Linked DNA regions of Homo sapiens: region 1 is linked to region 2. The links are chromatin loops, found by intact Hi-C in ENCODE. Cell type or tissue: dorsolateral prefrontal cortex. All regions are shown on one strand. Links, peaks and the distances in the headings refer to the core of each region. The heading gives the core; the rest is flanking DNA.

What was found. A loop is a pair of places that touch in the nucleus more often than their neighbours do. Peaks named below come from ENCODE experiments on the same cell type or tissue, not always from the same donor. Only the 100,000 strongest peaks of a DNase experiment are listed, where the experiment ranks them.
Region 1: it touches region 2 in a loop (4-fold over the local background); 9 of 110 quality-filtered maps call a loop at or near these places.

The regions. Positions count from the first base shown.
Region 1 is chr7:78,603,075-78,611,415 of GRCh38, forward strand. The region is part of intron 3 of MAGI2 (membrane associated guanylate kinase, WW and PDZ domain containing 2); the gene reads right to left. Among named protein-coding and RNA genes, the nearest start is that of MAGI2-AS2, 400 kb to the right of the region's middle. In dorsolateral prefrontal cortex, for the core only: a CTCF peak has its summit at 4,174; a DNase peak (open chromatin) is centred at 4,257; H3K27ac peaks cover 513 bases.
Region 2 is chr7:78,763,924-78,772,264 of GRCh38, forward strand. The region is part of intron 2 of MAGI2 (membrane associated guanylate kinase, WW and PDZ domain containing 2); the gene reads right to left. Among named protein-coding and RNA genes, the nearest start is that of MAGI2-AS2, 240 kb to the right of the region's middle. In dorsolateral prefrontal cortex, for the core only: a CTCF peak has its summit at 5,079; DNase peaks (open chromatin) are centred at 5,088, 5,785 and 7,346; H3K4me3 peaks cover 3,536 bases; H3K27ac peaks cover 3,782 bases.

The DNA.
Region 1 (8,341 bases), core at 24-8,023, 160 kb before region 2:
TGGGACTCATTCTTTTTGTCATCAAAGACCTCTTGTATTTTTTTCAATTAAAGTGACAGAATTACTGAGAAGTGCCAAGAAAACTGATAATGTAAAGTACTAAAATCTTTCACAAAATTTTGAGCTTCATAAGGAATAGGATCTGGCTCAAAGGCAAAATAAACATTAATTTTCTTGTACATAATTAGCTTACATGTTTCTCTTAAAGGAGGAAGTAATGAGAGGAGATGTCCTAATACAGGTTCCTCTTAAGTTAACATCTCTGTTGCTTTCTGGCTCTGTTAGATGACTATCCTGAGGAAACGTTTTCTAGGCTGGTAGCTCTGATGTCATTTAGGATGAGACAACAAGACCTGTATGAAGGCCACATTGAAAGAAGAGTGACCTTGAAATGGATTAAAACATTCAAGATTTGAAGCTTTCTTGATCTAGGCATATTCTGGCAGATAATATTTCTATTTTCTTTTGAGATGGAGTCTTGCCCTGTCACCGAGGCTGGAGTGCACGACGCGATGTCAGCTCACTGCAACCTCTGCCTCCCAGGTTCAAGCAATTCTCCTGCCTCAGTCTCCTGAGTAGCTGGATTACAGGTGCATGCCACCACACCAGGCTAATTTTTTGTATCTTTAGTAGAGATGGAGTTTCACCATGTTGGCCAGGCTGGTCTTGAACTTGTGACCTCGTGATTTATCCGCCTCAGCCTCCCAGAGTGCTGGGATTACAGGTGTGAGTCACCCCGCCCAGCCAATATTTCTATTTTCTTATAGGCTACCAAGAAACCTATACAATGAGACCTATTTGTTCAAATGGCTAACATTTGTTGAACACCTACTATATGACAGGTACTGTGGTAGGGACCAGAATTAGAATAATGGTCAGAATAAGAAATTGTCCTTCATATTTTAGAGCTGATAGGCTGGTCGGATTGGCACTAATGAAACATAAAATCAAACATACAATGACAAAATTAAGATATGTAGATATTCTGATGAAACATAATTATGAGATTCCCTGGCAGCACTGAAGACTAAAGGAGTCATGACCATTTTATTGATGAAACAGTCATGGAGCTGGTATCAAAACGATGAGTAGGATTTAAGTAGGGAAAGAATATTGGGGACAGGGAAGTATGAACAGGAAAGTTCTTTAGACAAAGAGAACAGTAGGTAGGATGGCCCTGAGATGGAAGAAGCATGGTGCATTTGAAGAACTGGGAGCAGGTGGCTGAAGTATGTTGATGGGCAAGGAGGGCATTTGAAGAGATGATGCTCCAGAAATAGATAAAACTAGAATAGAACTGGGTGGTTTTGAAACTCATCTGAAGTGGTTTGCCCGTCCTTTGTTGATTTGATTACTTTACTGGCCGCCTTTTATCCCCATACTGAATCCCATTATCTCCCGTCCCAGACAAATGTTCTAATGTAATAAATGAAATTCATTCACTAAGCAAATATTGAGCATCTCCCATGTGCCACACACTACTCTAGGAACTGGAGAAATAGCAGTGAACAAAATAGACATAAATCCCTTATCAAGCTTACATTTATAATGAAATTAGAGAATAGTGACATAAGTAAGTAGAACATAAGTTGGTTAGATGTTAAGTGCTAAGGAGAAAAATGAAGCAGGAAACAGGCACCCGGAAGTATAAGAAATGTATTTCTCTGTTTCAATATATTGTTGCTAATACCAATTGTTGTTTTACATGAAAACATTTAAATTCATATAAATGGCATTGTGCTATCAATCTTGTTTAGTTTTTAATTCTTTCTACTTAGAGCTATTTTCTTAATATCTATTCATGTAATTATGAGTGTGGATAATCTGTTGCTTCTGAATGTTGTGTAATACCCCCATACATCCCCCTCATATTTTATGTATCCATACTTCCAATAATGGAAAACAAGATTACCTCCATTTCCTTGCTCTCAGAGCAAAGCCAAGCCATGGCTCCATGGACTTTGTATGCATGTGAGAGGAGGTGGCAGTGGAAGAGAAATAAGACTGGCTTCGTATTTTCAAAACATACCTCTAGATGCAATGTGAAAACTGGAGTGGAGGGAATCCAGATTCTATTTAGGAGAGTGATTGCAGCAGTCTGACAAGAAATGTGCATTTTAGACTAGGTTGATGGCAATGGTAGAACTAAGGAGAAATGGAAGAATTCAAATGATACTGAAAAAGTAATGTTGATTGGCCTTGGTGATAAAATGGATATGGAGATGCAAGAGAGGGATGTGTCAAGAGTGACTCAGCATTCTAATTTAGGCAACTGGGTGGAGAAGAATTTTTGCACTAAGGTGGTGAACATCGGAAAATGACCTCTTAAAGAGAAATATTACATGGCTGTAACACTGATTAACATGTAGAATTTAATGAAATCTGTAATATAACCACTTTAATCTAACCACACCATGAAGGAAAGATTCACTGAGTACTTATTATATGCTATTAACTATGCCAGGATTTAAAAGTCCAGTAGAGTGACAAAAAAACTGCCAAATCAAAATATTATAATTCTGTAATTATTATGATGAAGCCTATCGGGGACATAGAACACAGAGCATGCTGAAGTCTGTTTGGAGATGAATGGAATTTCACTAAGAGGAATCTGGAAGGAGGGCAGAAGGAAATCTAAGCACAAAGAGATGGAAATGTAAACAAATATAATATTTTAGGGGAAGTTCAAGGAATCTGTTTTTGCAAGGAAGGAGTTAGTGGTTTTCAGTGGGGCGTGGGGCCATATAATTCTCTGGCATACAAAGGATTTTATGGAGACTGTGACGGGAGGTACTCGAGCAGAAAAGTAGTGATTAGATTCGGACACTAGAGAGATTACTCCAGCATCAAGAGAGAAAGACAGGTAAGGACACTACTCGTTGGCGACCTCTGAAATGACGACTGTATGAACTATGGCAGGGACATAGGGATTGGATAAGAGGGGCACATGAAGGAGGTGTTCAGAAAGTAGACTTGAAAGGACCTCATGATTAATTGAATGTTCTGGGGAATCAAGGATGACTCCCAGGTTCCTGGCTTGGGCAGTTGTGTAGATGGCTGTGATAGTTACTGAGCTTGGGTGTACAGGAGGGACAGAAGTTCTGAGAAGGTCATGTGCTCAGTTGAATTTTAGTTTGTTTTTTTAAAAGGTCAATCCAGATGGAGGATGTATATGGGTTCAGACCTAAGAACTAGGTCTGAGTTAGGGATGTAGATTTTAGACTGGGTCAGTTGACTGGTGTATGTGGACACTGGGAAGGAAAAGAATTAAGACCCTCTTTGCCCAGAGGCCTCTTTGCATATGATGGCCTACTTTTGACAAAAACTCACTTTGTGAAGCCAAGCAGAGCCACAAATATAAGAAAAGGTGAAAGAGACTAGTCAAAGATAATACAAGGAGAGGAGAACCAGGAAGAAAGAAGAGAGAAGGTGAGGAATATAAGTATTCCAGTGTCTGCACTATTTTTTCTTACATGTTTTTCCTTGTGTGCTAGTTTTTGGAATGTTCTGAAAATGCTATTTGTGTATATATTCTATAAAATGTCATGATGGTTTACCTCTGGTTTCTCTTTTACATATGGCTTCAATGTATCTTTGCATATGATGGCCTACTTTTGACAAAGAATCAGGTTTATAGTGTTTGAATTTTATGGCATCAATAAAGTTTTAAAATATATTTAAAGTGACTGCTGTATAAAATTTCTCCTTGTCTTGCAGTTAACATGCCCTTGTATTCTGTTTACCATGCCCTCCCACAATTTTCTTTATGTTTTCTGCTTTCTGTGTATCTGTTTTTCATCTACATGGGCTGTTTCTTCCATCAAAAAAAGACCTCCCAATTTCTAATTTTAAATGTATATTCCTTTCTCCATTCTTTATACATACTTCTAAATGTAACTCAAATTTTCCAAGGCCTGGCAAGCCCCTGGATATTAATGGAATTATATTAACAATAGCCCAAACTCCATTGCTTTTTAAACGTAACTGTTACAAGGACCTTTGTTCCTTGTTATGTATGTCTGTTTATTATACTAGAGGTGGGCATTGTTTGGCCGCCAAACATCTTGACCTTTTCCCTATGTTTGAGGAATCCACCATTGTGTGACTATTGTGAGAGGGGGCATCTTCTGCAGAGGTGAGAGAAAACATCACTCTGATTTCTGGCTGCTAGGGGGCAGTCATGTCACCCAATCGCAGATAATCAGATAACTCTTGCCAGGGAATTTGAATCTGGGTTGATTGACCTATAGAAGCAGAAAAGCCTGGGAATATTATCTAGTATTCAGTGGCTATGGTCTAGTGGTAGGGTCCAGTTTCCGCGGCTGGCAGGCCCAGTAGTTGTTAGAAGTCAGAGACGCTTAACAAAGTTCCCTTGTATGGAAACAGAACCACATGTTCCATCTCATTAGAAAGAAGTCAAACTTAAAAAAAAAAAAAAAAGAGAGTCTCTGTAAAATGTACTGCATTGTATTGAGAGGAATTTGTGTTAAAAACTAAATAATGGGAAAAGATCCACCCTACCCTATGACCTTTGTGGTGGTTTAGCTGCTCAAATTTCCTTGATTAGTCTTTTCAGAACCTGGTTCTAGTTTTCCTTTGATTGTGTGATGTACAAAATACTGGTCCAATAACTTTCTTTTTTGCTAAAATAACCAGACTACAGCAAAATGCCTTTGTGCTCTATGTTACATCCTCATGGACAATTTCAGTTTCAGAGGTGGCACACAGATCCATGAGAGCTCTGAATCCCTTTGTGCTGGTAGCATCCCGCCTCTGGTACTCTCCAAGTTGGCCCACTCTTCTGGCTCAGCTTGGCTCTCAGCCTCCTATGACCTGGTCACTTCAAGCTTTTAGACAGGAACCTCTCAAGAAACCTCTCAAGAGGACATAAAACAGTTCCATGTTGGCTTCTCTTGAACATGTTCCAATATGGATCATGAAACACACAGCATTGTGCCAGCAGGCTGAGAGAGCAAATTAATTTCCTGTTTCAGCTATCATAGGCCGCTCAAGCCCAAGCATGGCCTTTTGATTTCTTAGGCTCAATGTAGATTCCAGTCTATCAGGCCACACACTAAGGTGACACATATTAAGTCCCTCTCTTGACTTAATGTAAAGGGGTAATTACCTTTCACATCTTTGCTTTGGTGGGGGTGGAGTCATAGCATAACCCTTCAAATCAATCCTCTTCACAAACCCTTTCTCCCCATTCACACTCTTCTACCCTTCCATGCCTTCCCCTGTCCCCAACTGGCTTTGAGATCATTTGCTGTACCTTTCTGGGTATCAGTGTCCTCATATGTATAATAGAGATAATAATGGTTTCTACTTTGCAAGGTTTTTGTGGCGACTGAATGTGTGTGCATATATATATGTATATATATATGTGTGTGTATGTATATATATATATATACGTATATATAGAAGCATATATAATGTGTGTCTGTGCATGTAGCTTAGAATAGTCCAGCTCATAGTAAACTCTATCTAAAGTTTTCTTATTGCTATTATCATTATTATTCATGCTGTTGTATCCTAGTAACTGACTTGAGAGTTACAATTTAGTCCCTGGTATGCCTATGTTGATTTATGTAATAAAATGCCGTTTTGAAGGGGAGGATTTAAGAGATGTTAGGCACTTTAATTTATGCAAAGAGAAATTTCAGGAAAGTTGTTCTAGAATCACATAGTTACATGGTACTGAAATTGAGGGCAAAACCACTTTTGTCCTTGTTATCACCCCTTTTCTCTGCTAGTTAGCTGACTGGCTGTTTTAGTCAGGGTTCCCTAGAGGGGCAGAACTAATAGAATGTCTATATCTATCTACATATGGGAGTTTATTAAGCATTAACTTACATGATCACAAGGTCCCACAATAGACTGCAAGCTTGAGGATCAAGGAGAGCCAATCTGAGTGTCAAAACTGAAGAACTTGGAGTCCAATGTTTGAGGGCAGGAAGCATCTAGCATGGGGGAAAGATGTAGGCTGGAAGGCTAGGCCAGTCTTACATTTTCACGTTTTTCTGCCTACTTTATATTCACTGGTAGCTGATTAGATTGTGCCCACCAGATTAAGGGTGGGTCTGCCTTCCCCAGCCCACTGACTCAAATGTTAATCTCCTTTGGCAACACCCTCACAGATACACCCAGGATCAATGCTTTGCATCCTTCAGTGCAATCAAGTTAACCATCACAAGTCCACTCCTTGTCAACTTGAAGCCATATATATCTCCTGAGATCATAATCTTCAGTAAAGACAATAATAAGGTCATAATTATGCCTAACATGACTATGCTTCATACAACAGGAAACACACCAATCCCCAACCCAAATACTATTACATACAGTTAACAAATACTATTACATAAAGTTGATAAAAAGTCAATAAATCTTATGTCACGTGATGAAGGAAAAGAAAATAAAATGAAGGTATTTTCTTAGTATGAGTGCCTACATGCACAAACATGTTTTTAACAAAAGGAGGAGGAAATACTCATGACGGTTACAGTCCTTGGTTCTGCAGCTGCTTACCTGGTCATAGCTGTTATTGATGACTACCTTCTTCTACTACCCACCCAAACCTTCATTCCTGAGGGGTATGGACCATTTGTAGTCCTGCCTGGATTGGGCTGATGTAGTTTCCCATTGACCTTAATCACAGAGCAAGGTAATACTAAGAGACACCCTAATGGATCTCCTGTATTCCATGCATACTCTTCCTTACCTCTGTTATGTAGTAGGCTGATTTCAACTTGATAAGTCCAGGCCAATCACCCCAGCCAACACTGTAACTCCTCTCTTAGCCTCTTGAATTAGGAGGAGCCCAAAGTTTCCAGGTGGCCATCTTAACTTCTAGTTTAATGTAACTATTGTATCTCTTGGTGGCAGCATTCCTCCCTCTGGAACTAAGACCTCTAGGTCAGCAGAATGTAATGTGGGAACTGGAAGCAAAATTTTGCTAGTGGATCACTAGGGGTGATGGTGAGTGGTGCCACTTCCACTCTACCCCTTGATTCCTGGATCTGTGAATCTTGGCTATGGGAGAAATGGTACCACATATTGGATACTAATTCAGAGCATACATGGTCTTCTGGAGAACTTTGCCCCAGCTGTGCAAAGTATTGTCACCTAGTTGGATTGTAATTGTGACTTCAAAAGGCCATTCTACTGTTCTATCAATCCAATTGCTTCAGGGTGATAGGGAACACTGGCCTTGGAGGAGGACAGGCTGACTTGGTTTCTAGAGGCTGAGTCCTAGTGACTGCTTGTGGCAGAGTTGGCTGTGTGGACAGAAAACCATCACTACATAGTATAGTGCTGGTAGAACTCTTAAAGGGCATCCAGCTCAACCACTTGGCTTTACAGGGAACACAGTGGAGACCTGGAGGGTTGAATGATATTGTTGCTTTCCAACGTGTGCTCCAGAACATGAGTCCTGGGGAGATGTTAATAGAGCTCCATGACAATTGGTTCCACGGTCTAAGAAGTTTGAAAAATGCTGGAAGCACAGATTTAAACAGGCTTCTTTATTGCAGAACTTAAATTTTTAAGATTCAATCCGTAATATGAATTTTCCAAAGAGAATATGGTAGGCAGTATATTTTCCAAACTTGTTTGACCACAGGTTTCCTCCCTCTTTGGGGGATAGAATTTCATATGACTTATGTTCTGCCAAGCATACTTTAGGAAACACTGGTTTAGAATGATGGATATCATGGTTGGAAGGAAAGTGAAGTCAAGGAGGCACAAATAGAAGAGCAAAGCGAGTCATCCCGTTTTGGAAAGGGAAATAGGGTAAATCTAGACTTTATTTGACTGAATACATTCCCAATGGGAAACAGGTCTTCCAAGCACAGACTATGTGTCAAAGAAGGCTGGAAGCAATTTCAACTTCTCCCCTTTCTACTTCAGAGACTTCCTTCAAGTTACTAAACATCTTTACGCTTCAGGTTTCTCCTCTGTAAAAATGGTTAACATAATACTTTCATTGAAGAAACATTGTAAAATTGGAGATTGTGTATGCAAAGTATCAAGTCTGGTGTTGTTTTGGGTGTTTTAGTTATCATCAGTCCAAATGTTTAGCAGGTGTGTATCCCCTTTAGAACAACTCTGACAAGAGAGTTCTTAGTCTGTGCTTGGCAACTAATATCAATTTATTATTTCATTGGCCCTGGCTATGATAAAGCATTTCTTTATAACAGGCCATAATCTATCTTTCTTCTTTTTCCTTGTTTCACTCCTTAAGATCATTCAGAACAAATCACATTCCTATATCCTGTGAAACTTAGTCATTTAAAGACAGGGTACATAGAGCCCTCTTAGTAAATGTCCAGCACTAAGT
Region 2 (8,341 bases), core at 157-8,156:
TGAGTTTTGTTTATTCTTTTCAGGGTTCTCAACAGAGAACCTTCAAGCCAGACACAGGGCTGAAACAGGAGGTTTAGTACTACTAAGGACATACTTTAAAATGATTCTTACATAGTGCTGTGGTTTAAGGACAACTGGAAGACCAGAGGAAAAGAATGTTTCTTCCTCCTCATGCTCTGGTGTGAACTTAAGGTTTCTAAAAAGTGTTAGGCTGACTGTAATGAAATGGAAATTCTACTATCTATCAATAAGATGATGCTATATTTATAGAACATGAGCCACAAGAGAGCTATACTGGGCACTTTCAATAAACCTCAATTAAAGTGATCAATATTGCTAAAACAATCTTTAAAAGCACCTCTGACAGAAAACTTCTTTGAGATTACTTTTAAATGCTGAGATAGACTAAGTACTTCAAGATATAATGGGAAGTGAATTCCAGTGTCCAGGAATATGATTGCTAACTGTCCTAACTTCTAGGGTCTCAAGGTTATGATTTAAATGAATAAAATCTCGATGAATTTGTGAATAAAAGGTATTTTTGCCTTTTATACTTAGGAAAGGAAATGTGAGTAGTATCTTAACACAGCTTGTGCTAAGTCCCATTGACCATTTAATGATTTTTTCCCCCCATCCCAAATGTTAAACAGTTCTTCTTCCTCTCTGACAATTCAGATGCCACTTATTGGTCATAGTTTGCTTGAGATCCCACCTCTTTACAAATCCTTTCCTTTGTGCTCTAGTTTTATTAAAATCTGTACAGCCAAATACAGTTCTTGATCATAGGCTCTTAGAGTAGTTGCCAATTGTTTTTTATAAGTCTTAGCTCCACAACCGAAAATAGCTTCCTACAGGCAAGCTTCGTGCTATGTTATGCCTCACAGCCTCCATATTAATAAGCAGAGTGCTAACCACTACATGATAATTTTGCTCAAAATGCAAATAAAGCTCACACCTTAGATGGGTTTTCAGGCCTCACAACTTATTACCAGCTTAGTTAGCAAAGCATAGCCATCTTCGGATGAGACCTAGAAGGGCCTGGATGCAAAGAACTAAAGGATGATCAGAGTGGGAGATTCAGGAAAAGAGGTACCTTAGGAGGAACGGAGAGGGAAAGACAGACTATGATTTTGCCAGACTGATTCTAAATACTTGTTGATATGGGTAGTAAATTTCTTTTTTGAAATATTGTAATAGCAAGCACTCAAGTGTGATTTCTTACATGGAAAATCCTGACAGAAGGGAGATCCTGGGACTGTCCTAGTGTATCCACCTATTAGGTTTCCAAACTAGCCAACCCAGTGAAGAGAATTGCTCTTTGTTGAGCCAGGCTAGTTACACTATCTTTTCCCACTATATTGCTGCCTTAGTATTCATTTATTCATTCAGTCAGTCATTTAACAAATGTTTAGTGCACATCTTTTTTTTTTTTTTTTTTTTTTGAGACAGAGTCTCGCTCTTGTCAACAAGGCTGGAGTACAGTGGTGCAATCTTGGCTCACTGCAACCTCTGCCTCCCGGGTTCAAGCAATTCTGCTGCCTCAGCCTCCTGAGTAGCTGGAGTTACAGGTGTCCACTACCACACCCGGCTAATTTTTGTACTTTTAGTAGAAACGGGGTTTCTCTATGTTGGCCAGGCTGGTCTCGAACTCCTGACCTTGTGATCTGCCCACCTCGGCCTCTCAAAGTGCTGAGATTACGGGTGTGAGCCATAACGCCCGGCCCTAGTGCATATCTTATATCTGAGTTGACATGATTTGAAGTCCTACAGATAGATACGGTTGTGAGCAAAATGAATTTGGACCCTCACTTTAGAAGGTCCTGCCTCCTGGCAGAGAAAGACATTAATCAAGTAATAACACTAACATAAAACTAAATATTGAAAAAAACCCAAAACACCCGAGAAGTGTAATGAAGAAAAAGCATGAGAAGCCTGGAGCACATTTTATAGAGAGAGCCAATTAAATGGCTGAGCAAGCAAAGTGGGTAGAAATGTGTTCCAGCAGAGGCACCAGCATGTGCTAAGGTCCTGAGAGGGAAGGAAATATGATGCTTTCTAAGATCTGAAAGAAAGGCTCTTCATAAACAGCTGTACGAATCCAAGATCAAGAATCCTCCCACACTTGGCCAGCAGTTCCTTAGCTCGGCATTTGAGCTTTTGTGGCCCTTTGAGTGAAATAACCCAGAGGGTTTGGTTCTCTGCTACAGACCAGAGAAAGCTCTCATCCCTGTGCCTTTATTTGGCCGGGGTTGTGCTTTTGTGGAAAGTGCTTGGCAAGATCAATCCAAAGTTTTAGAACAAATCTTTGAGTGGCTTCCAGAGTCAGTTGAGATTTGTTGCTTCGTGGAGAAAGATAGAAACTTCAGACTGAGAGGATCTTAAAGATGCCTGAACTGCTTGCAGGACTGGTGTATTAGAGAGATTGTCTTATAACAAAAGTGATCTCTTATTTAATATATTATTTCCTCCCCCAGCCCCAGATGGCAAAAAGGTGAATAAGTTGAGTAGCTGGCTCTGGAATTTGAGCTGAGGTCCTATTAATATGGGAACTTCCTGAGCTACAATGCTTCAACTGGAGTCATCAGTTAAGCTTGTGTCTTCTCCTCCATTGGCTAACTGGCTGGCAATGAGCCTCTTACTTGACAGTACACAGTATTGTTAGTTTCCTTAAACACTCTGAAGTTTGACTTACTTTACTGATTTAAAGAGAAAAACAACTATTCTAACTGTTCCTCCACATGGTGAATATCACCTAAATTTTCAAACACCAATTAAGGACACTTTTTATATCATCACACTTATTGAATTTGATGTATTCTTAGTGTGCCTAGGGAGAATGAGTAAAGAATCTGTAGGAGAAAACAGAATAATGCACTTCTTCTGGAAAGCAGGCTTGTGTGACAGAAAGCCATCCTTGTGATGAGAACTAGGGAAAAAAACTAACCGTCCTACTGTTGACTTTGTGTATTTTATAGGTCTTGACATGCTTGAAATGTACAGTACATGTATACTTTAACCTCTGATATCTGTGAAACGCTTACGTTGAGAATTCACATTATAATAAAGTTCTTTTTTTTTTTTTTGAGATGGAGTCTTGCTCTCCTTGCCCAGGCTGGAGTGCAATGGCACGATCTCAGCTCACTGCCACCTCTGCCTCCCAGGTTCAAGCAATTCTCCTGCCTCGGCCTCCCGAGTAGCTGGGATTACAGGTGCGTGCCACCACACCTGGCTAATTGTTTTGTATTTTCAATAGAGACGGGTTTCACCATGTTGGCCAGGCTGGTTTCGAATTCCTAACCTTGTGATCCGCCTGCCTCGGCCTTCCAAAGTGCCAGGATTACAGGCGTGAGCCACCACACCCAGCCTATAACAAAGTTCTAACCTTTGTTAAGGTACACCTAATGCAGTCAAAAAGGCAACACACTTTTTTTTTTTTTTACAATTAAAATTCTGTTATCTTCAGAGTAAGCAGCTGAGATCTTAGAAAGAGTGCCACAAGCTGTGTGACTAAGAGCAAAAGCTGATTGCAGACAGTAGAAGAAAAATGTTCCTGAAATTGAACATAAAATTAAAGTGTTTTAAGCTCAGTCTTTTATCATATCTGCTTATTTAATGTCATGTTGTCACCTAATAAGGCTTTTAAAAATTGAAAAGAGAGTTTAAGGTAGTAGGGTTCTAAAGTGATAGAGAAAATGGATGTCAGAAAGCAGGCCATTACTACTTAAGATATTCTCAGAAAGTTAGTAGCTTTGTGATTAAAAATGTTTCAAGAAGAATTCAGTTAGAGTAAAATATGTTTGCCTGAAACTTAATTGTTTTATCAAGTTTTCCTTTACGTGCCACAGGCATCTTACGAATAACTAATTTATTCTTGGGAAATTTTGTGTTTTCCAAGCTCAAAGCTATAGGAATACAGGAATACAGACACTTATTTCCAAATGTGAATTTTTCTTTTTTAGCTCTCATTAAGAACTCATCGGCATCTTAAATGTTGTTCAGGTAGCACATAAATCTCACTGCGAAAATTTTGTTATTTCTGGATGTTCTCATTTCTCCCTTGATGGTTTCTGAGCTGTGAACTATTTTCTACAGTTTAGTTATTTTGCAACTTTTAAAACAAAATTCCATTGGTGGGAAGTTTCTAAGATTGTGATTCTTTTATATGTACACATTATCTGGTTTAAATATGAGTGCCATCCATCTTCTCCAAGATCCAGCAAGCTCTGCTCTTAGCTTTACAAACATGGTCCTCTAATTCTGAACATCTGAAATTTCTCTGGGTAAAACCACCTCACCTGTAGTCATTAACAATATTTAAGGGTGACTTGGTAATCCTCTTAGGAACTTTGAGATCCATGTTTTCATTATATCACCTCACCTATTGTTTTGTTTGCTGTTCTACTATAATTGCATCAATTTCCCCAAAGCACACCATGTACCATAGTCAGATTGTCTACATGTATAAAAGCAGCAATCGGATCTACATGCTGTATTAAAGTTCCATTTCCATTGTTCTACTAAAGAGGCAAATCTTATTGCCTCTGTAAGGTCTTAGCTTTATCAAAATTATTCTAAACAGACACCATGAAAATCTGTGCTCTAATTCTCAGCCTATGGGAAGGTGCTCACGATGAAAACCCTTGGAGGGTTACCCTTCAGTGGAGCAAATATTATTACACTTAAAACACTTACGAAACTGTTTCCATCTTGTTAAAAGTATTGTACTCAAGTCTTTCTTGTCCTAGTGTGGAGATGACTCCATGTCATTTTGCAGAAAGCATCTGAAGTGTTTCCAAATTTCTATAATTTGGAAACTAGCATAAAATTTAAAGAATTATTATTTTTTTCTGCACAATGCACATACTATTGCACTATTTTGCATCCTCATGCTCCCCTCTCTAGTGGATAGTGCCTCAACACTGTACCTCTTGCCTAAGATTTAAACCTGCTCTGTAGTCACACAATCATCCTAAAATGCTATACAATAGAGAACCGATTTCGCACACCCCCAAACAACACATGCTCTTAATCAGTCCCTCAAACCAGAGCTCTCTGCTAAAGCGCATCCTGCCTCTGCTGGCTGGAGCTTTCACAAACCAAAGCCCAAATAAAGGAACAGTGTGGCTGCTGTAGCACCTCCACTCCCTGCTCAGTACAGGAATTCTTTAATAAGCACATGTGTAGTACAGGACAGTAGTACATTCCCTCCCTGCATTCTAGCGCGGGGACACATCTTTTTCCTTGCACAATGGATCACAATGCTAAAAAGGGAAAACATGATAAGATACAAAAACACAGCTTTTTACTTTCAGAGATGGACGATACAGGCAAATATCTATTTTTTTTTTTAACCTGTCAGCCCTCCCGAAAGTCCAAATGTAAGCTGCCACACATGCATGGGTCTTTCCTTAAAGAAATTGTTTGATGAGCCCACTTAACAACAAAGTGCTTTAGATCACGTCCGAAAATATATGTAATCTACCCTTTTAAAAATGGAAACCTATGATTGCCAGAAAGATATCTTCTGCAAGCTTTGCTCTGGGTAGTTTGTACTGAAGTAAAACCGTCACCACCCACTCCCCATTCAAGCGAGATTTAAAAAGGCAGGCGAACTGAAAGGAACCACAAGTCAGTCCGTCCCCATCAGAAAACAGAGATCAGAGCAAATCACAATGCTGAGGAACGGCTCGACTACTCAAAGACCATCTCCCTCAGGACGAGACAGAGATATGGAGCCATTTTTCACTAGGTTCACAAGAAAATGTCAGCTCACAGCTGCTAGTGCACTGCCAGAGCGCATCTTAATTTGGTCCAAAGGGACTCAGCCAGTCACCCTCACAGAACATTTTCTTAAAGAGTCCCCATTACAAATGTGATTCCCTCAGCTCCGAGCATCTTCTTGTTATAGTCTGTGGCAACTGCATGGCACCGAACTGCATCCTATTCAGAACTAAATGCTTCCCCCCATTTCCTCTTAACATCATGTGAATTAGACACTTCTGAGTCAAAGGGGAAAAAAAAGAGGAAGAGAAAAAAGCATCTCTTCCTACTCCCCACCCTTCTCCACGTTCTTGACTAATACCTCTGGGCAGTTTACTTCAGAATAGAGCAGATTCTTGACCAGGGCACAATGGCAAATTGGCATACAAGCCCCTTGCTATCACGGAAAGCACAAGCAATGCTTTCTTTGTAAAAACACAGGAAAATACACATGCTGGAACAAAAGACACTCTATCTGCACAGCAAGAAACAAGAGAAATTATGTGTTTGTTTTACACACATCTGTACCCACTGGTTGTAAAAAAGGCTTTAAACCTATTTTAATTATAACACATTGTATTTTTTTCCCCAAACCAGGTCCCCATAAAATTAATTTTTTAAGCTTCGGCTCCAATAGGAGGTAAAACACACTCTGCTGGAAGAATACCTGGTGTGTGTCTTTGTTGATGGGGTGCCATTTCAAACTTATTATATTTGAAGTCAATTACGTGGGAAATAAAGATAAGGCAAATGCACTTGGTTCTCTGAACTATTCTGACATTAGAAGAAATGCCAAGTCAGCAGATATCTGCTGTTTACATTTCACAATAACCTAATCATGCATTTGCAGCTTTCTGGAGCAAAACACTAACTGTTCTCCAAACAGCCACCTGACAATCTAAGGCTGAAACACACATTCTGACTCAGAAGGAGACATCATGATGGCTCTCCACTGGCTGTATTAAACAAAAGCTCCGCAAACAAACGAGAGGCATTTGGCAAATGAAGTGAGAGTCGAATCAAGTTTAGGTTCACATCTGGTGGAATATGGCACTGCTTTCCCCAGGGGTTGAGGAGCAGAAGGGTTTGGAGGCTATAAATAGAACACACACACATATGCACATACAGATATTTAAGCCAGACCCGGGTCAGTTTCAGCTTACTAACCTAGAGCTCTGTTCAAAGGAAGCAGAGAAGCCGCACGTCCTCTCCCACCTTTCCATGGTCCTCAGTCAGTGTCTTCTCAAACCACCTGTACTGATCCAACCCATTCGCAGATAAAAATAATTTTCTTGATAGAAGTAGTCTCAGCTGAGCTTTGATTTTTCAACATGGATGTCTAGAATTTTCCTCTTTAAGCCAGACACAGCAACACAAAACTGCCGCTGAGCTCTTTTGTTTTCCCTCCTCTCAAAGATGAAGCATGCAGCACTTCTCTCTCTCTCTCTCTGTCTCCCTCTGCCTCTCCCTCTCTCCCTCTCCCTCTCTCTCCTTCTCCCCTCTCTCGCTTATGCTCTCTCCCTCCGTTTCCCTTTCCCCAACCCCCACCAGCAACCTCGCTCGCTTCCCGGTCAGTCAGGGGCATTTACATCTCTCAGCACAAGAACCTGTGTTATCTACGCGCCTGTCTCTCACTTTTGGGTTTCCTCTGGGAAAGGGAGGGGGGCGGCTCTAGGTGAAGTCAGGTGACCCCTCCATTAAAAGCCAGTGAGATGGATGGAGTGTGTGAATTTTAATATACACACAGGCACATTTACATTACAAAGCAGCGAGGAAAATCTAGCTCCTAGAGATTAAGCATTTTTGTTTTTGCTTTCATAGTCCCCTTTTACCAATTAAGAGAAGCTAGTATAGTATAATGAAATGTAATTAAACTTTTCAGTGTTAATAACAAGGCTGTATCCTTTCAGAATCATCCAGCTGAACAATTCTTTTAAACTTGTAAGCATGACTGTTTCTTTTCCTTTCAAGGGTCAAAGAATCAGTCATTTTACTACTTACACACTTTTTCAAATTGGTCTTTTCTTTGACATCCATTTAAACTTATCTTGAAGTTAAGGACCATTGTAAAAGACAATAAAAATAATAATGTGAAAGGAAAAAAAAATAAGTGACAAAAACACCAAAGCACATAGCATAGGTAGAAATCAATAGTTTGCTGTTGTGGAACTAGATTCAATAATGAGTAATGCTTTGCTCTGAGACAAATAATTTTTCCCTTCTCTGTTTCAGTGTCTCTGTCTTAAATAGAAAATAAATGTAATAAATATAGCAAGTATCCTCTTCTTGCAACCCAATCAAGCAAGCCTAGTAGAGAAGGGTGTCCAGATGCTAAGACCACACAGCACCCCAGAGACAGAAACAACTGGAAAAACTTGTGCTAACCTAGTATAGTATTGAAGATACATTTATAGTCTATGGACCTAGGCCCTAAAGAGTAAATTTGACACCATCTTCTCCTCTGCTGCAAAGTTTTTAATATCCAGTGGAGACCATCTCTTCTATCTCTACCACTGAATAGAAAAGATACGTAATCTGCTGTTAGGAATACTGTAAAGAAAAATGAGATAATATCCACTTT